Regions from separate parts of the Homo sapiens genome. Here region 1 is linked to region 2. Evidence: chromatin loops called from intact Hi-C (ENCODE). Cell type or tissue: Panc1. All regions are shown on one strand. Links, peaks and the distances in the headings refer to the core of each region. The heading gives the core; the rest is flanking DNA. Region 1 has its middle 74 kb from the start of TSPAN5-DT. Region 2 has its middle 22 kb from the start of STPG2.

Region 1 (10,270 bases), core at 1,536-9,535, 570 kb before region 2:
GCAAGCACACAAGACTGAGAAAGCAAGAGGGGCCAGGCTCACTTTTATAACCACCTGCTCTCTTAATAACTGACTTACTCCCGTGACTACATTAATTCATCCATGAGGCTCTGCCATTATACCCAGTCACCTTTATTGGGCCCCATCTCTCTCTCTCAACATTGTTGCACTGGGGATTAAGTTTCCAACATGTGAATTTTGGGGAACACATTCAAAACATAGTATTTATTCAGGTCCTTTGACCATTTTTTTAATTGAGTTGTTTTCTTGCTCTTGAATTGTTTGAGTTTCTAATATATTTTTTATATTAACCTCTTATCAGATGTATTGTTTGCAAATATTTTCTTCAATTCTGTAGGATTTTTTTTACTCTGTTGATCATTTCCTTAGCTGTGCAGAAGTTTTTTTTTCTTCATTTGATGTAATCCCATTTGTCCATTTTTGCTTGTGTTTTCTGTGCTTTTGGAGCCATATCTAAAAAATCTTTGCCCAGACCAATGTCAAGAAGCTTTGTCTCCATATTGGTTTCTAGTAGTCTTACAGTTTCAGGTCTTACATTTAAGTCTTTAATCTGTTTTCAGTTGATTTTTGTATATGGTGTGAGATAAGGGTTCAGTTTTATTCTACTGCATGTGGATACCCAGTTTTCACAACACCACTTACTGAAGAGACAGTCCTTTCCCTACTGTGTGTTCTTACTATCTTTGCCAAAGGTCAATTGACTGTAAATGCATGGATTTATTTCTGGGCTCTCCATTCTATTCCATTGATCTATGGGTCTGTTTTTATGCCAGTAGCATGCTGTTTTGATTACTATCTCTTTGTTGTATATTTTGAAGTCAGGGAGTGAGATGTTTTCAGCTTTATTCTTTTTACTCCAGATTGCTTTGGCTACTTGGGATTTTTTTGTGGTTCCCTAAGAATTTTAAGATTGTTTCTTCTATTTGTGTGAAAAATGTCTTTGGAAACATGGAATCAACCCAAATGCCCATCGGTGATAGACTGGCTAAAGAAAATGTGGTACATATATACCACTGAATATTATGCAGCCATAAAAAGGAATGAGATCGTGTCCTTTGCAGGAACATGGATGGAGCTGGAAGCCATTCTCTTCAGCAAACTAACACAGGACAGAAAACCAAACATTGCATTGTTCTCACTTATAAGTGGGAGCTGAACAATAAGAACATGTGGACACATGTAGGGGAACAAAACACACTGGGGCCTGTCAGGGGGCGGGGTGGGGGAGTGAGAGCATTAGGAAAAATAGCTAATGCATGCTTGGCTTAATACCTACGTGATGGGTTGATAGGTGCAGCAAACCACCATGGCGCACGTTTACTTATGTAACAAACCTGCACATCCTGCACATGTACCCCAGAATTTAAAAATAAAAATTTAATTAAAAAAAAAGTCTTTGGAATTTTGATAGGGATTACAGTGAATCTGTAGATTGCTTTGGGTGGTATGATCAGTTTAACAATATTCTTCCAATCTGTAAACACAGGATATACTTTCATTTATTTGCATCTTGAATTTCTTTAATCACTATTTTATAGTTTTCAGTGTACAACTCTTTTACTTTCTTGATAACACTTTTTCCTAAGTATTATTTTCGATGCTATTGTAAATGGGATTGTTTTCTTATAGTTTGTTGTTACTATACAGAAATGTCACTGATTTTTATATGTTGATTTTTGTATCCTGCAACTTTACTTTGTTTATTAGTTCTGACCGTGTGTGTGTGTGTGTGTGTGTGTGTGTGTGTGTGTGTGTGAAGTCTTTAGTGTTTTTTCTTTCTTTCCCTCTTTCTTGCTCTCTCTTTCTCTCTCCTTCTTTTCTTTCTTTCCTTCTTTTATTTTATTTTATTTCCTCTTTCTTTCTGTCTGTGTGTCTGTCTCATTCTGTCACCCACCCGAGCTGGAGTGCTGTAGAGTGATCATGGCTCACTGTAGTCTCTATCTCCTGGGCCTAAGCAATCCTCCCACCTCAGCCTCCTGAGTAGTGGGGACTACAGGCATGTGCCTCCAAGCCTGGCCAATTTTATTTATTTATTTTTTAATTAAGACGGGTCTCACTGTGTTGCCCAGACTGGTCTTGAACTCTTGGGCTAAATTGATCCTTGTTCCTCAGCCTCCCAAAGTGCTGGGATCACAGGCATGAACCACCATGCCTGGCCAGGTTTCTATGCAAAAGACCATGTCATCTGCAACCAGAGACAATTTTACTTTTTGCTTTCCAATCTGGATGCCTTTTATTTCTTTTTCTTGCCCGATTTCTCTGGCTAAGACTTCCGGTACTATATTGAGTAGAAGCGGGGAGAGTGGGCCTCCCTGTCTTGTTCCTGATTTCAGAGGAAAAGTTTTCAGATTTTTATCATTGACTGTGATGTTAGCTGTAGGCTTGTCATACATGGCCTTTATCTTGTGGCGGTACACTGGGTCTGCTGGAGCCTGGGGTGGTGGGGACTGGTCTCAAGCCTGGGCCCACAGGGGCTGACCAGTGTCAGGGTCTGCAGGGGTGATCCTGGCCCTGGGTCTGTGGTAGTGGGCCTTGAGCTGCAGGGGCTGGCCTAGCAGCTGGGGCTGTGGGACCCAGTCTGGCACCAGGCTTCCCTGAGGTGGGCCTCGTGCTGGGATCTGAGACACAGTCCAGAGCTCACTTCCTTGCCCTCATGAAGGGTCTCTCTCTCAGTGTTGTGCTGCCCAGGCTTGAGGGAGGGGCAACACAGGAAATGTGAAACTGTCCTTTCTACCTTCTTCAAGGCATCTTTTCTTATTTTTATGCTGTACCCAGGTGCTATAACCTCTCACCTGCATTCTTTAACTCATGTGATGGTATTTTTGTGTGGGAATAGTTGTCCAAATTGATGTTTCTTGTGAGGGATGAATGCTAGAAAGTCTTATTCCACCATCTTGCTGGTGTTCCTCTAGAAGAAATTTTTAAAAGTATTTCAGTGAGCTACCATTTTCAAACCCAATACATTGACTAACAGTAAAAAGAATATGTCAGTGGCAAGAATATGGGAAAACTGGCATTATAGGAGAGAAAAAGTAATATCTTTTCCTCACCTATTGCAAGGTTCATGGGTGACATTCTTATAACAAAAGACAGATCACAAATATACAGCTAGGTAGAAAGAATAAGTTCTAATGTTTGATAACTAAGTAGGGTAACTGGGGTTAACAACAATAGTTGAACAACTATTTTTCAAAATAGTTAGGATTTGAAATGTGCCCAACACATAGCAATGATACTCAGGTGATGAATACCCTTAAATACCCTGACTTCATCATTACACATTCTTTGCACGTAACAAAATATCACACATACCCCATACATGTGTACAAATATAATGTATCCAAAAAACCAAAAACAAATCTAGGATATTAAAAAAGATAGATTAATAAGAGAAGATTACAATAAATTTATTTAATCAGTTTTATATGACACAGGATCTTTCTGTAATGAAGACCCAAAGACCCAGGGGAACTTAGTCTGTATATGTTTATGCTTAGGCTCAGTGAAGAGTGGACAGTGCATAAAAGTATCATTGGGCAAAAGGGGCTATAATCTAATGGTAATAAGCTGGTGGGGGGAGCTTAGCAAAGTCTATTTGTTCAGATTCTTCTTGGCTTCTTGTGTAACATTTCTTCCCTCTGAGTATAGGGAGGACACCTATTACTTGAAGGTCTTCAGGTGAAAGAAAGTCAGAGAGACCTTTCTGCTTCTGTGGTTTTCATGATTTCCTTCAGCTTAAAATACACAGTATGCCAATGTGCCACAGTTTGTGTTGTCAGTTTCTGAAATGGACAGCATTCATCTATCCGAAAGGCAGAAGCAAAATGGGTACCTTTCTGGATGGAAGTTAGGTGGTGTAAACCAACAAGCTTAAAATATACTTTGACCCGAGAATTTCACTTTTATGGATTTACATTATAGAAACAATTAGAAAACAATAAAATAAGATTTATGTAAAGATCACTATTCCATCATGATTTAAAATAGTGAAAAAATGGAAATAAATGCCTAAAGAGAAGACTGGTTATACTAATAATTTGATATCTATAGACTAAAACACTAGTTGCTAAAAATCACACTGCAGACGAATACTTATTGGCATGAAAAATGTTCAATTTATTGTTAAGGCTACACATTTTATGTGAGGTGTGACGTTATGAAATACATTCTTGTGTGTATGCTGCAGCATATACAACAAAGTTTTTCCTGATAGTGAAATTGATTTCTTTTGATTATCTTTTGCTGTTCCTTTCATTCCAGAAATTCCATTTGTCTGCACGGAGCATATATTACATAGTAGAAAGAAAAGATAATTTTTAGTAATGATAAAAAGGAACAAAGTAACCCCAATTCAGTACACTAGCCAACTAGTCAGAAATAGACTAGAGATCCCATAGTTATTTTAGACTATAAATTTAAACAGCTTTGAAATAAAAGGTAAGTTCTTGAGCTTACCACAAGGCCCTGTTCTCCCTTCCTCTTTGAGCTCTCTGTTATCTCTGCATCCCTTTCCAGGAGATGTGGGTGACTCTCCTCTGTTCCATGCACCAAGTGCTGGTCCTGATGGAGAGTTAAAGTCTTGACAACATAGCCAATCAAGCACAGGAGGCACCTTCAGCCACCTGCACAGAGATGACAGATTGCCCTACTTTAGGCCTTCACATTTTGGAAGCTCTATGTTTAAAATCTGTGCCTGCTTCCCTGCCCTGTTATTTATAGGTATTGCAGGCAGAACCTTTCATACTGTAGCAAATGAAGAATTATTAGAGTCAGTTAATTAATAGAATTTATATAACTAGCTGCAAGAAAAAATACTGAATGAGAAACTGCAAATCAACAAAGAAGTGCTTATTACTTGTAAAGAAACTGATTACTCAAAGTCAAGATATACATCAACTTTTAGAGGAGATTTCTCAGGTAAGAGGGAGGAAAACATCCCATTCTTTTCCTCTCCCTTGGAAGTGTTTTTTGTTTTGTTTTTTTTTTAAGGTTTTCCTAGAAGATATTTTTTAATTAGTAACTTCATCAAACGGTCAACAAGCATTGTCTTATTTGTTAGGGTCACTAGTTTGTGCCTTTGTATTCTATGGTCTGGGTACAAAGGATTCCCTAAAGCCACTTGCAATGATATGTTGTTATATACAGCAAAGGAGTACAATAGACGAAGAATAAACAGAGGAAGTTTTCTTCACTCTGAATTGTTTAGTGTTAAAATAGCACACTAAATAATAGCAGCTGGTCCTGCAGTGATAGGAATTTACACTTTTATGTTGTGCCCCATTTTCAGGTCTATGAGAAATCTGTGTGTAACTGGGAGATATGGACCTGGGTACTCTTCTGTTTGCTAGGCACTAGGGATGGCTGGCACAAAGTCCTCTGGAGTGTTACGTGGGGCTCCTGAAATCAGGGTTAAAAATTGCTAGCCTAAGTTATGCAAAAAATATATTCACAATAACAACTTGAGTTTGTTTAAGGAGGCAACATGTAAAAAGAAGAATCTGGAGCTAGCCCTGGTTCAGATCCTCACTTTCTTATTAGAAATGTAGCCTTAATCTCTACGAATTTCAGTCTTCTCAGCTGTAAAACTAGAATAAAATTATGTATAACAAAATATTTATAAAGTGCATTGAGTTTTATAATGCATTTTCAAATACATTAGCTTATTTATTCCTTGCAATTATCCCAGGAGGAAGATATTATCCCTAATTTACAGTTGAGGAAACTGAGGCTCAGAAATGGAAGTGCTTTGTCCTAAATCACACAGAATAGGGACACTTATCTTCTGATTCACAATCCTATGCCATTTCCACAAAATCATGTAAAAAAAATTGCTAAACAATCAATAGAAGAAATGGATTAAAAGAAAGATAGGTAAAATGCCCATCATCCAAGCACGCTCCTACTGTTGACTACACTTGTAGGTCCAGTCTGGCCTGTCATTTGCCCACCCCTGGGCTGCAATGCCTGTAAACTGAGCCATTCTCATAAACATCCCAGAGAAAAGTAGTAGTTAGCACACTGGTAAAGGCCTCTCTCTGCTTAACCCCAGCAGCAAGTCTGCCTGGACTGAGCTGAGAAGATGGTGGGAAGACTGCACAGGATGCCTTCTTCCTCCATGACCATGAAGGTGGCTCTCTACTTGCAGATGTGAATCAACTTAATCTAAATTGGTCAAATCAATTAGGAATCTCTGATTCTACCGGTAGGGAGCAGATTTTACACATCAGCAGTGGAAAATGCTCTCAATTAACTTGTGAACAGAAACTGGATATAACATGAAACTAAGGTTTTAATCTGAGCTACTGTGAAATTTAAACAAAGTAAGAACAGATTCCATGAAATTGACTCTGTCTTTGTGTACTTCTGGGCAGTTTCATGATGCTAGTCTGGATCATTAGCTCACTTTATTCCCTGTGGGGTCTTCTCACCCTCCACTGGATAACTTTTCCGAAAGCTCTGCCTGGTATTATAATTCAAAAGCTTTGAGAAACATGAAATTTGTGATCTGAGATTTTTCTAGTTATGTAATGATAACCCTCTCATTTCCATTGATAACCCTCTCATTTCCATTAAAAAATGTTCCAAAAAAACTTGAGGAATAAATTTTGTGACATGAGATCACATAAAGACTGGATTGTTCAAAGAATTAAGTGTTCATATCTCATGTCTAAAATTCCTCTACTAGAAATAATCCTCTAGATAGCGTCACAATCAAAAGCTTGAGTCTCAAAGTAAACGGAACCGGGTTTTAACCTCAGCTCTAACTGTGGGATCTCAGATGAGACATTTAACTTCTTTATGTGCTCGGTTTCCTCATCCGTAAAATAGTGACAATAATTGTACTTATAGAGTTATTATGAGGATTTAAATGAGATAATGTATATAACATGTTTAGTAACTCCTGGCAAATAGTTATTCAAGATTGTTACTATTGTCATGTTCATCAAGTTCTTATTCCCTCTCGTGTGCTAGACACTGCACTCACCATCAGGATTGCAGCTAAGGGTAGACATGGTTCTTCTCAGGAAGCCAAGCTGACTAGTGTCTGGCAAGTAGTAAGTGCTGAAGAACAATTAGCTTTTTTTTTTTTTGTCTCTGATAAAACAGACCTTTTTTTTTTTTACACTTTAAGTTTTAGGGTACATGTGCACAGCATGCAGGTTTGTTACATATACATGTGCCATGTTGGTGTGCTTTTGTTAATAAACAACACAATGAGAGGAGTTACTAAGGAACCCAACTTTAAGCAGGGGTCTTCACCACAAAATGAGCTTCCCACCTTAAAAGGTCAATTGATTTGGGGTCATATTCTTAATTTATAAAACATTCCAACGATTTCATTATAAAGACAATCATCAACAGAAAAACAGTTAAAGGCTTTGGACACAAAATTTGTAGAAGGAAATATAAATAGTGAAAAAATGAATGCATAAGGATGATGTACAAGTAAGTTTCCTATGCTTTCTAATTTTATGAATTTTTCCAAACTTTCTGAACATGTGTTACTTTAACAATTATTTTTAGATTATTATTTCCATAGAACTAGGACTTAAAATACCTATAAATGAAGAAGACAGGATCCTCCTCTACAATCCTCCAGTTATAAGCATCTGTTGAAGTTTTGTCATAATCTTGCTCCAAAAGAAAAGACCTGTAGGAGTTATTTCAAAAACTAACTCTTGGTAGTGCTTCTTGTAGGTAAAGAGAAAGTTAAATCCTCACTGTTAAACAAGGAAGGGAAAGAGAAGGTTTGGTTAATGGCCACAAGACTCTTCACTGACAGTCAACTAGGTAGGGATGTCAGTCATCATCCCTACCTAGAGATGATGAAGTCATCATGACTGCTTCCTAGAACGAGTCTTAATTCTATTAAAGTTTATCAGATAATTGCTTATCCATTTTTATCAGAGAATGCATATATTTCTTCCCAGAATGAGGTTGTAAATTAAATCAGACCCAGAAAGAGTTTGGGACAACTTTTCTTTCCACATCTTCCAATTTTCCTTTTCTTCCTCTAGTTCTTATTTCTATGATGGGTCTTCCTCCCTAGTGAGCTACCTGATCCAGAAACCTGGAAGTTAATCTCTCCTTTGCACTTTCAGGCCCAATCACCAAGTCCTGGGTCCCATTTGTTAAATAAATCTCTCAGTTCAGTTCCCTCCTTTCCAAAGCCCCCAACCACAACTTTAGTCTAGGCCCTAACCAGTTATTTCACCCTCGGACTCCTGGGATTATTTCCTAATCAGTTCCCAAGCCTCTGAGTCAAAACAGCCTGGACGAATATAAATTCATTTTTTCTATATTATCAAAAATATCCCTGACATTTATTACATATTTCTCGATTTCCCAATTATAAAAATTGTCACTTCATACTTCAGTCACATCTGTATTTAATATTATTTTTCACGAGTTCTTTTAAAAGATGACTTTTGGGCTATGCATAGCGGCTCACGTCTGCACACTCTCAGCACTTTGGGAGGCCAATGTGGGAGGGTCATTTGAGGCCAGGAGCTTAAGACCAGCCTAGGTAACATGGCAAGACCCCATCTCTACAAAAAGTAAAACAATTAGTTGGGCATGGTTGCACGAGCTTGTATTTCCAGCTACTCCAGAGGCTGAGGCAGGAGGCTTGCTTGAGCCCAGGAGTTTGAGGTTACAGTGAGCTGCAATTGTGCCACTGCACTCCAGCCTGGGTAGCAGCCTGGGTGGCAGAGTGAGACCCTGTGTTCCAAGTTAATCTTGGTTAAGAGATTCCTCATTCTCTGACTGATGAGATTCCCAAGGGGATTCAGGACAGCTGAGCTCCTTCTGGACTATCTGTCTTTAGGTAGATAAGGGGAGCTCAGAGAAAGCCTCTGCCTGCGTCTTCTGTTCCCCAAGTGCCCCCTAGTTTGAAGTAATCAGCATACCAAAGCAGCTGGCATATTCCGGGGTGGCATTTCTTGAACTCCTTCAGGCCAATAACTTTGTTTTTACTTACAACTAAAATCATCCTAATTGATATACTCTCTCTCCAGCTTCCCTCCCAATGCATAACCTGAATCCCAAAAATAAATTGAACATTTTATGGAAGCCCATAAAAGCAGAGGTTTTTGAGATTTTTCTAAGGAAAATAGGAACATCAGTTAAAGCACTTAATAACATTTATTAACCAAAACTAAATTATTGCTACAATCATAATGGCAAGGGAGTAACCAGAAATTTTGAGGTGCAGCTCTTGCAAAATACAAGGAAATTCACAGAGAAGGAGCAGGATGCTTGTTGCATATTAATGGCTCTTTCTGAGGTAGGAACCTGCAGTAAACCGCCTCCTGGCTATATGTGGCTTATCTGTAAGATGTTGTGAAATACTCCCTCTACCCCTAACCCCAGCTCCAACCTCCACCCCTTCCCTGAGCTTCATCCTAGATGCAGGGGCTAGCATGAGGTGGGGTTCTGTGATGAGGTGAGATGAGTGTTTTGCACATGACTTAGTAATTTTTAGGAGTTGAAAATTAAATTACTTTCAGGCCACCTCAAAATATCCCTGAGTCAAAACACCTGCATCCAAGTAGCAGCTTCAAAATGCCAGGTATTCTTTGCCTTTTTCTGGCTGGCCTTGCCTCATTAACTTAGTTTCCATTCAGCCTCCCGAGGAATTTTTATAAGATCTGATCTAATCATGAATTTGTTTAAAAATCCTTCTGGCTTCTGTTTTCCTTCCTCCCACCCCATCTGCTGGCTTCCTAGCTCTGGTTATATCAAGCTACACACAGTTGCCCAAATGAGCATGAGTCATGCCTCCATGCCTGTGCAAACCCCTTCCTCTGCTCAGAGGCTCATTTCCTGCACCCTGCCTGATGAAGCCCTTATCTCGGGTGGTATCCTCTGGGAAGTACTCCGTGTCTCGCAGGCAGGGGTTAGTTAGCCATTTCCTGCTCTGGGCTCCCACAGCATTCTGTGCTGATCCTCTAATATCACACTTATGCCTTCAGTGGAATTACTTACTCTCATATTTGTCTCTCTTGCTAGGCTGTGAGTTCCTCAAGGGCAGAAGATGTGTCTTCTTTATCTTTATAGCCCTTGAACTTGGCGTGGTACATCACAGGGCAAGTATTCAATAAATGTCGAATGAGTGAATGCACGGATGAATAAATGAATAATAAATTGATAAGAGAACCCAACTATAATAGGATGATAACACTGGGGCCTCTTTCATAGCTACACAATTTTCAATTTGTTCCTGTGAAATTTGATGTTGCTATGGTTT
Region 2 (10,270 bases), core at 1,223-9,222:
TGTAAGAATCTGAAGATTTAATTCTAAGGAATAGAATAAATTCCTCCAGAATTCAATCAGTTCAAAGGCTCAGAAAAATAATTTTTAAAATAAGACTAGAAGAGCAATTCATAAGCAAACTCTATGGAAATATTTTTCTTCCTGGTGTTTATTTATTGTACAGTAAGCAAAGATAATAGCAACAAAGGACTTACAATTTTTTCCATGGACCAAAGATTTTTATAACCCAAACTCAAATTCGAATGATGTACAACTAGCATCTCTTAATTACCTTACAAATCATCTTTTTCTCATTTTCTTTTCTTTTGTTACTCTCAAATACTTCTTAGTATGAAAGTAACATGTAAGCACTATAGCACTGTGAAAAGGATTCTGAAATCAGATCTGGGCTTTTACAGTAGCCCTGTAACTGACACATCACATGTTCATAGCATTTTTTTGAACTTTAGTTTTCTCTTCCATAAATAAAAAATTACATGATTCTTCTAAGGATTAGATAGGGCCAGATTATACATTAAGCACACAGTGGATGTAATTCTCTCTTATTCCACAAGTTGTTTTTAAATATGATAATCATTTACACTGAATTTTGAATTGATTTTACAGGTGTGCTCCAAAAGATCAATGCAAAAAAATCCATACTTGGGCCAGGCACAGTGACTCATGCCTGTAATCCCAGCACTTTGAGAGGCTAAGGTGGATTGCTTGAGGAGTTCAAGACCAGCTTGGGCAACATAGTGAGACCCCATCTTTACAAAAAATAAAAAAAATTACCTGGGCCTGGTGGCACACATGCCTGTAGTCCCAGCTACTTGGGTGGTGAGGTGGGAGGATCACTTGAGCCCAGGAAGTTGAGGCTGCAGCGAGCCATGATCAGAACACTGCACTCCAGCTTGGGCCACAGAACAAAACCCTGTTAAAGATATAAAGAAATAAATAAATAAACAAATCCATGCTTACTTCAGCTTTCCTGAGCACATGTGAGGCTGCCCTTTCATTAAAGTCTATAATCTATACCTGAAATATCTTTACCTTTTTGTTCAGTACTGCCTCCAACTCATAGGAATGCTTAATTAACTGCAGACCAAAACCAAAACAATTTAAACCTTATAATAAGCAAAGGGGAATTTAAGAAATTACAAAAATTCTTGAAAACGACAAGTACTAATTATCCCTAAAATTTCTTACAGTCTTCTTATTTGTGTTATCTGTTTTTTGTTTTCCAGCACCATGCTGTGCCTAACACAGTGGGTATGACTTGAAGGAGCCCTGTAAGTAGGCAATTTGCTGCCCATCTCATGGAGGGAAAAGGTGAAGAACATCCAACACTATTTGCAAAAGTAGATTCTTGCAGCCTGAGATGAATTTTGGGTCCCACTGCTGCTAGAACCAATAGAATCTTTAGTCCCTTGCAGACATCCCCTTTTTCTCTCTGAGCACAAACCACAGATGGGCCGCTCCTCAATCTAGGTCAGAATCATACTGGCCCTAGATCTGTGGTCACCTTGTTTTTCTTTTTTGATAGATGTTAAGGGTCAGAGCATCTTAAGCTAATACTTGATCTTAGTATGTCTTCTGTTCTTTTTGATTTGCCTCAGGAATATTCTTTAGCCAGAGGCGTATGTGAGTTTTTTTTTCAGGTAGAGTTCAGCTATTTGAACAATTGATTTAAACTAGTGTGTGAACCTCTTCTCACTAATGGCCAAATAGCCCATAGTAGCAGCAGGTTCTTCCAAATTTGAAATGTTTGCTTCCTTTAAAATCTCCAGCATAATTCTCATTTTTGGTCTGCAGGGAATGGTTCCTAGAGTTCTCAGCTCAGCTGTCTATCAGAGACAGATGAAATACCATGAATTCAAGGAGTCTCTGACTATTGCCTCTTTTAATTATTTCTCTGCAATGGAAAGTAAAAAGTCTATTATTAGGTGACAACTGATTCAGGTAATCAATTGGATGCTAAACTATCCCATACACAACAGGAAACTTACATGGTCTCAACTTATCCAGTCACAAATTACCAATTAATTATAAAAGGAAAACTAGTAACTTTATAGGGGAGCAACCTGGCAGACAGCACCTTAATTGAGTGATCAAAGTTAACATCACCAATAATGGGACTGAGTGGAGAAAACTCAAACGGTTTTCCTCTGCTTTCACACTACAACAACACAGAATATTTCTGTGACCAGATGTGTGGGTTCCCCCTCTCCCTGCCACACCAAGGAGTTCTGTAGCGGACACCAGCTGGATATCCTCTAATTCAATTCAATTCATTTCTGACAGTATCTTCCTGGAGATCCCATGATTGAGGGCTCAGTCTCCAAGACTGCCTCCCACTCCCCACTTCAGATGTCAGTCTCAAGTCCTAGGTTGTTTTACCTGTGCTTCTGACAATTGGTTATAAATTGGGGTCTCATGACCGCCTCCTCAGATTTGGTTAATTTGCTAGAGCAGCTCACATAACTCAGGGAAACATTTACATTTACCAGTACACTATAAACGATATTACAAAGGATATAGATGAAGAGATGCATGTGCTGAGGCATGGGAAGGGGATGTGGATGCCCTCCCCAGGTGAGCCATCCTCCAGGAGCCTCTATGGTTTTGGCTACCTGAAAGCTCTCTGAACCCCGTCCTTTTGGGTTTTTATGGGAGCTTCATAATATAGGCACTATTGGTTAAATCATTAGCCATTAATGATCAACTTAACTTTCCTCTACCCTCCTCAGAGGTGAAAGTCTCAACCTCCTAATCCTGCCTTAGTTTTTGCAGTGACTAGCCCCCATCCTGAAGCTACCTAGAAGCTGCCAACCATCAGTCAATTATTAGCATACAAAAAGACTTTGGGGATTCTAAGGATTTTAGTTGTATGGGTTGGAGATCAAATAAAGCATATACTTTATAATATCACAGTGACAAATAGTCATCAAGTGCCTCCTGATGAGAAATACTGCTAAGAACAACATGAAACTTATATAGTATTTCTGCCAAAAATACATAACCTTAATGAAACCATGAGGACAGCTCAAACAAATCTAGAGGGAGGGATGAAGCAAAATGGCTGAATAGAATCCTCTACTGATCATTTTCCCAACAGGAACACCAACTTTGACAACTATTGACACAAAAAAACACTTTCATAAAAAACAAAAATCAGGTGAGTAACCAATACCTAGTTTTACCTTCATATCGCTGAAAGAGGTACTGAAGGGGGTAGGAAAAACAGTCTCGAATCACTGATATCACCCCTCCCCAGTCCCCTGGCAGTAGCTTCATGGCAAGGAGAGAGAATCTGTGCTCTTGAGGGAGGGAGAGCACATTGAATTCAGTGTTGCCCTGTTACAGTAGAAGGCAAAACTGGGCTGAACTCAGCTGAAGCCTACCTACAGAGGGGACATTTAGACCAGCCCTAGCCAGAGGGGAATTGCCCATCCCAGCAGTCAGAACCTGAGTTCCAGCAAGCCCTGCCACTGTTGGCAAAAGTGCTCTGGGACTTTAAATAAACGTGAAGGGCAGTCTGGGTCATTGGGACTGCAGTTCCTAAGCAGATCATAGTGCTGAGCTGGGCTTGGAGCTGGCAGACCTGGAGGGCATACAACCTACTGGGACACCAGCCAGGGTGACTAACGGAGTGCTTGCATCTCTCCTCCCCCAACCCCAGGTAGCACAGTTCTCAGCAAAGAAAGTAAGTCCTTTCTTCTGCTTGAGGAGAGGAGAAAGAAAAGTAAAGAGGACTTTGTCTTGCATGTTGGACATCAGCTCAGTCATAGCAAAATAGGGCACTGAGCAGAGTTGTGAGGCCCCCTTTCTAAGCCCTAGCTCCTGGATGACGTTGCTAGATGAGATCCTGGGCCAGAAGGGAACCTTAGGCCTTGAAAAGAAAGACCCAGTCCTGGCGGCATTCATCTCCCGCTGACTAAAGAGCCCTTGCACCCTGAATAACCAGCGGTGATAACTAGGGAGTATGCCATGTGTGTTGGGCTGTGAGACATGCTGACTTTAGTGGTGACCCAGCACATTCCCAGCTGTGGTGGCTGCAGTGAAAGACTCATTCTGTTTGAGAAAAGCAGAAGGAAAAGTAAAGTGGACTTTGTCTTGCACCCTAGATACCAGCTCAACCACAAAGGAGTAGAGTAAAAAGCAGGCTTTTGGGGTCCCCGCATCTAGGCCTAGGCTGCTGGACAGCATTTCTGGACCTTCCCTGGGCCAGAGGGGAGCCCACTGACCTGGAGGGTGAGTCTCAGGCCAGGTAGCATTCATCATAAGTTAACCGAAGGTAACCCTTGGGCTTTAAGGGGACATCGGTGGTAGTCTACTCCAATCAGTTGCAGGCTTTAAGAGAAAAAGACAGAGGTACCTCATAGAAGAGAGAATTCTGGCAGCAGACGCCCTTTGGACTCCAATTCTTCCTTGCCAGTCTTCCCTGAGTCTCTAGCCTGCTTGCCTACCCTGAAGATTTTGGAAGTTATAACCCCCACAACTGTGTAGGCCAATGCCTCACAATAAATCTTTCTCTTTCTTGACACAGACAGACACACACACACACACACACACACACACACACACACACACACACACACACACACACACACCTATTGCTTTTGTTTCTGGAGAAACCTGACTTACATAGTTCTCTCAACAGGAATAGCCTTGCCAGCAAGACAAATGTACACACCCAGTGCTTAGATGGGCTTACCTGGGTGATTCCTCTTTTAATCTACTTCCGTAGCCAATCAATATCTCCCTTTCCTTTTTCTGGATACATTCATTCATCAGCTATATTAATATAGTTAATAAGGAATAGTCAACTGTTGCTTACTTGTCTTGGCAAGAAGTCTGTCTTTCGAGTGACTTGACCTATAAATTGACTATATGTAAACACATAGTTTACCTCTTTAAGGACAATCTTATTTACCCAATATTCAAATTCTTGTGAGACCATCACTGCAGCACTTTGTACTAATGACAGTAGAAAGTAAATTAATGTTTTACTTATAGCTGCATTTGAAGTTGGTATACCAGACATTTCCTAGACATCAATGGCTAGTCCAATTGTGTAAGATGATGTTTGGGAAATCTCTTAAGCATTGTTCTTCCTTGTAATTATTTCACTTGAGCTTAGGTATCCTGCTGTTGTATTATTTCCATGTGCCTGCATTTGCATATTTCCATTGTGATAAACATCTGCACTCATCTTTACTTTCTTTTCTCCTGTCTTAGAAAATGAAGTGTCCCTCCTACTGCTCAACCCACTGCCATTTGCCTTTTGCCTTTTCCCCACCTAAAGACTGAAACGATCTTTACTGAAATAATGTATTAAAATTGCCAAATTCACTGGAGTCTTGTCAATCTTTATCTTACCAAATCTCTCTTTATTTCTGATTGTTGAACAAACACTTTTCAGAACTCTATCCTTTCTGCTCTTGGCTTCCCTGACATTATTTATTCTAATTCTAACCACATATGCCTATAAGCCCTGGACAATTTTATTATTTTCCTTGATAGGCTCCTCCTCTTTTGCTGCCAAATCATTAATCATGATTTGTTTCTGTCTTCAGGCACTGCTTTTCTCTCTTTTTCTCCTCATGTTGGATGACCACTAACATGTTTTTTATTTATTTATTTACTTTTTTGGGGGGAGACGGTATTATTACGGATTTGAGTTTTATTATTACTCAAATCCGTCTCCCTGAGCGTTCGAGGACAGGAGTTTTTAAGGACAACTTGGTGTGTGACAGGAAGCTAGTGAACCGGGAGTGCTGATTGGTCAGGTCAGAAATGAAATAACAGGAAGTCGAAGCTGTCCTCTTGCACGGAGTCAGTTCCTGGTTGGGGGCCACAAGATCACATGAGCCAGTTTATCAATCTGGGTGGTGCCAGCTGATCCATCAAGTGCAGGGTCTGCAAAATACCTCAAGCACTGATCTTAGGAGCAGTTTAGGGAGGGTCAGAGTCTTGTATCCTCCAGTTGTGTGACTCCTAAACAATAACTTCTAATCTTGTGGCTAAATTTGTTAGTTCTACAAAGGTAGTCTAATCCCCAGGCAAGAAGGGGGTTTGTTTTGGGAAAGGGCTGTTACCATCTTTGTTTTAAACTATAAACTAAGTTCCTCCCAAAGTTAGTTCCGCCTATGCCCAGGAATGAACAAGGACAGCTTGGAGATTAGAAGCAAGATGGAGTTGGTTAGGTTAGATCTCATTCGCTAAGTTATAATTTTGCAATGGCCGTTTCAATCCCTCCCTGTGGGTTTTATAACACTTTAATCTCAAGATGTTGGCTAAACAAGATGAGAAACAGGCAGAGACCACCCTAACTTCTTCCTGCTGATCAGGGGCATAGTGGTGGTAGGCGTTGACCCCAAGGTAAGAGGAGTGGAATGTCTTTGCCACTGTCTGAGCATACTCACTTAGGCCTGGCTGTGGTTCCAAGGCTTGCATGGCAAAAACGTTAGTATTGTCACCTATAGTTTTAGCACCACATTTAAAGGAAAAGCATACTATAAGATAAACAATGGGCATGAGGGTAAAGAGGGCAATTCCCAGTTTTAAAGTAAAGATTTGAAAACATTAGTTTGGGGACTTGTAGTCCACAAAGAATTTAGGATTTATTCCAAACTGCAGGGAAAAAACAAACAAACAAACAAAAAACAACCCAAGAACAGCTAAGAATGTATATTATAGTCTTTTTTAAGCACAATTTTTCTCTCTCCAGTCCCCATTTTTATTAAAAGCAAGTCATGATAGGATTGATTCATTTGCAAACTAAACTTCAGTCTTATACTTGGCCTGATTATTTGTATAAAGTACAGCAAGAATAATTATTTTTCACATAGGCTCTTTAATATTGGCTTTGCTGAAACTTTGTTCTATAAGGAATCTGAGGTTGTACTTTTTTTTTTTGAGACGGAGTCTCGCTTTGTCACCCAGGCTGGAGTGCAGTGGCATGATCTCGGCTCACTGTAACCTCTGCCTCTCAGTTTCAAGCAATTCTCCTGTCTCAGCCTCCTGAGTAGCTGGGATTACAGGTGCGCCGCCACCAAGCCTGGCTAATTTTTGTATTTTTTTTTTAGTAGAGACGGGGTTTCACCATATTGGTCAGGCTGGTCTCGAACTCCTGACCTCAGGTGTTCGCCCACCTTGGCCTCGCAAAGTGCTGGGATTACATGCATGAGCCACCATGCCTGACCAAAAAAAAAAAAAAAGTACTTTCTAAAAGCCTTGAAGCCCAGCTACAGATTTATCTATGCCTGCAAATGCCTGTGAACTCCTCACTTTAAGGTCCCAAGATAACCTGGGACTTCTGGGCCTATCAGAAAGTGACATTCCTCACTTATCACAGGTCAGGAACCCTGTACAGGGACTGTGTAGACAAGGCATGAGGCCAGTTTTCCTGAGGGGCTTTTATTGGCTCTATAAGTCCACTTTGATTCCTTAAAGAATGAATGACATTTTAGTGAAAGCCTTGCTAAAATAACCAGTTTCTCCAATTGTGTCCTGTTAGTAAAGAAGACAGATTCTTATTGCACTTATGCAAATAATCATACTGCCATAAGTTGAGAATACTCACAGAAAGTTTCTAAATCCTGAAGAAATCACAGAGGGAAAGCAATATGCTCCAAATGTTGTTCCCAGGAGTACACTTTACTCACTTGTTAAAAGTTGCAAATAGGTCAAAAGAAATAAGTTCTCTTGAGTCTGAAAACAAGAGGATTAGCAATGTTTAACACATCAGCTCTCCATGAGAGTCCTAGAAATTCCATTTATTTCCTCTATTCCAATAGCACAATTTTTAAAGTTATCAGAGATCTGCACTTAGAGTCCTATATCTGATTATAAACCACCTTTTGAAAAGGACCAAAGCAAGACAAAATGTCTGTGGATGACAAAAGTTTTAGGACAGCCACTATTAAAGCTACAATTGACTAGGAATTTTGGTTGCTTTTGTGACATACAACAAATTTACATAACTATAGCTGTTAATAACGTACACTAAATCATATCAAAATTATTGAAGTTTCCCATAATTTTGGAACACGTTCTAATAACATATTTATACAAATACAGCCCAAAGAAAGCCAAGCACCATTTCATATTTGACAATGCTTCCTGTATAATTTTTATACCAAATAAGCCAAACATATCATTTTTGAACTTCTGGGGACCTAATGTCTAAAGGATTAATTAGGTCAGAAAATGACATACTATATAATTTGATTTTAGAAAATCTGTCAACTATCAAAGGTTTAAAACACTGAATATCACAAAATAGAATAACAGGTTATTCATTTATCCAAAGTGGTAACTCAAAAAAATTTTTTTAAAAGGCAAAAACCTTTACTCTGATAGAAGAGACTTAGTTTTCCAAACAAGACCCAGTGAAGACAGAATGAGGCCAACTGAATGTGTCTCTTCTCTCTCCTCCCCTTTTTTCCTCTGCCATTTACCCAAAGGGGCAAACAAAAACCTTTCATTTTCTTTTAATATTACATAAAAATCTTTTTTGAAAGAAAAAACCAGATTTTTTGTTTGCTTTAATGCATCTTTAATGCTAAAACGAGTTTCTAAATAAAACTTTGTAACCCTATCCAGTTTTAATTAGTTTGACTGCTGGGCACAGTGGCTCATGCCTGTAATCCCAGCACTTTGGGAAGCCAAGGTGGGTGGATCACCTGAGGTCGGAAGTTCCAGACCAGCCTGACCAACATGGAGAAACCCCGTCTCTACTAAAGATACAAAATTAGCCGGGCATGGTGGTGCATGGCTGTAATCCCAGTTACTCAGGAGGCTGAGGCAGGAAAATTGCTTGAACCCAGGAGGCAGAGGCAGTAGTGAGCCGAGATCACGCCACTGCACTCCAGCCTGGTGACAGAGTGAGACTCTGTCTCAAAAACAAAACAAAACAAAACAAAACAAAACAAAACTAAACTAAACTTAGTTTGACCATAAGGTAAGATTTTCATAAAGTTTTTGGAACCCTTTACAATTTTTCTGTTAAACAGTAGAACAATTTTCTAAGAAAACCCTGTTATTCAGACACATGGGCCCAGGTTCTGGCCCTGCATTAATGTGCTTGTACTTTAATGTTCAACCAATGGAAAAAAATTAAATTATCCCCTTAAAATCTTAGCCAAATTGCTCATATCCACCAAACTTTCTTTCCAAGACCAATCCTTCACAAACCCTTTTCACCTTGCTTAAACCTTCAGTTTTGTCCCATTACTCTTTTAGGTTAAGACAATCTTTAAAACCCTCTGAACTAGACAAAATTACATTTTAACAAAAGCCACATTCCCATGCCTTCTTATAAGCTTTTACCAAAAACACATTCTACTTTCCTTATGCACCTTGTATGTAAAACTGTCTCTTTAGTAGTCTCAATTGCATGTTACAATGTTAACTTTTAACAACTTTTATTTTTGGGGAAAACCTGATAAGTAAGCTACTTTAATTATGTACTAGGTGTGGAGCCTAGGATGTCAGACAGAAATGAAGATAAGGTTTGTCTCTTTCCAGCATAGCCAGGGGGCATGGTTAACTCCACATGTCCTCAGGCCTCATCTAGAATCTAATGCTCTAAAGGAGGTAAATGGAACAATTTTCAAAAGTCAAAGAAGCAGTTTATGACCTTAAAGCATTTAGCAAATCTGATATCTGACCTTAATTTAGACCAAATGTCTACATTTGGAAGACATTTTCATTTTGTCAATAATCTTTAAAACTGTCTTTATTTCCAAAAGATTACTAAAGTCACATGAACAAAAAGGCATTAAAGTTTCTATTTTTCTGACAAAATATTTGACTTAAGTGCTTATTTTTCTAAGCCAATTAATCAGAGCTCTTTTTATATAAACACCACACACATAACACATATTAATACATAGACAGAAAGAGAGAAGATTCAGCACTTGTAAGATTTTTCATTTACCTGTTTCTGTTTCTTTTCATTTTTTTTTTTTTTTGAGACTGAGTTTTGCTCTTGTTGCCCAGGCTGGAGTGCAATGGCACAATATTGCCTCGCCGCAACCTCCGCCTCCCAGGTTCAAGCGATTCTCCTGCCTCAGCCTCCCGAGTAGCAGGGATTACAGGCATGCACCACCACATCTGGCTAATTTTGTATTTTTAGTAGAGACGGGGTTTCTCCATGTTGGTCAGGCTGGGGGGTCTCGAGCTCCTGACCTCAGGTGATCCACCCACCTCAGCCTCCGAAAGTGCTGGGATTACAGTCATGAGTCACCACACCTAGCCCATTTAGTAGTATCTTAATTGGATT

What was found. Peaks named below come from ENCODE experiments on the same cell type or tissue, not always from the same donor. Only the 100,000 strongest peaks of a DNase experiment are listed, where the experiment ranks them.
Region 1: a loop joins it to region 2, with 5 times the contacts of the local background. A loop is called at or near these places in 2 of 110 quality-filtered maps.

Annotation. Positions count from the first base shown.
Region 1 is chr4:98,728,184-98,738,453 of GRCh38, reverse strand. No RefSeq gene overlaps it. Among named protein-coding and RNA genes, the nearest start is that of TSPAN5-DT, 74 kb to the right of the region's middle. In Panc1, for the core only: a CTCF peak has its summit at 6,234; no DNase peak of the experiment used is centred there; H3K27ac peaks cover 5,352 bases.
Region 2 is chr4:98,159,933-98,170,202 of GRCh38, reverse strand. No RefSeq gene overlaps it. Among named protein-coding and RNA genes, the nearest start is that of STPG2, 22 kb to the right of the region's middle. In Panc1, for the core only: no CTCF peak of the experiment used is centred there; no DNase peak of the experiment used is centred there.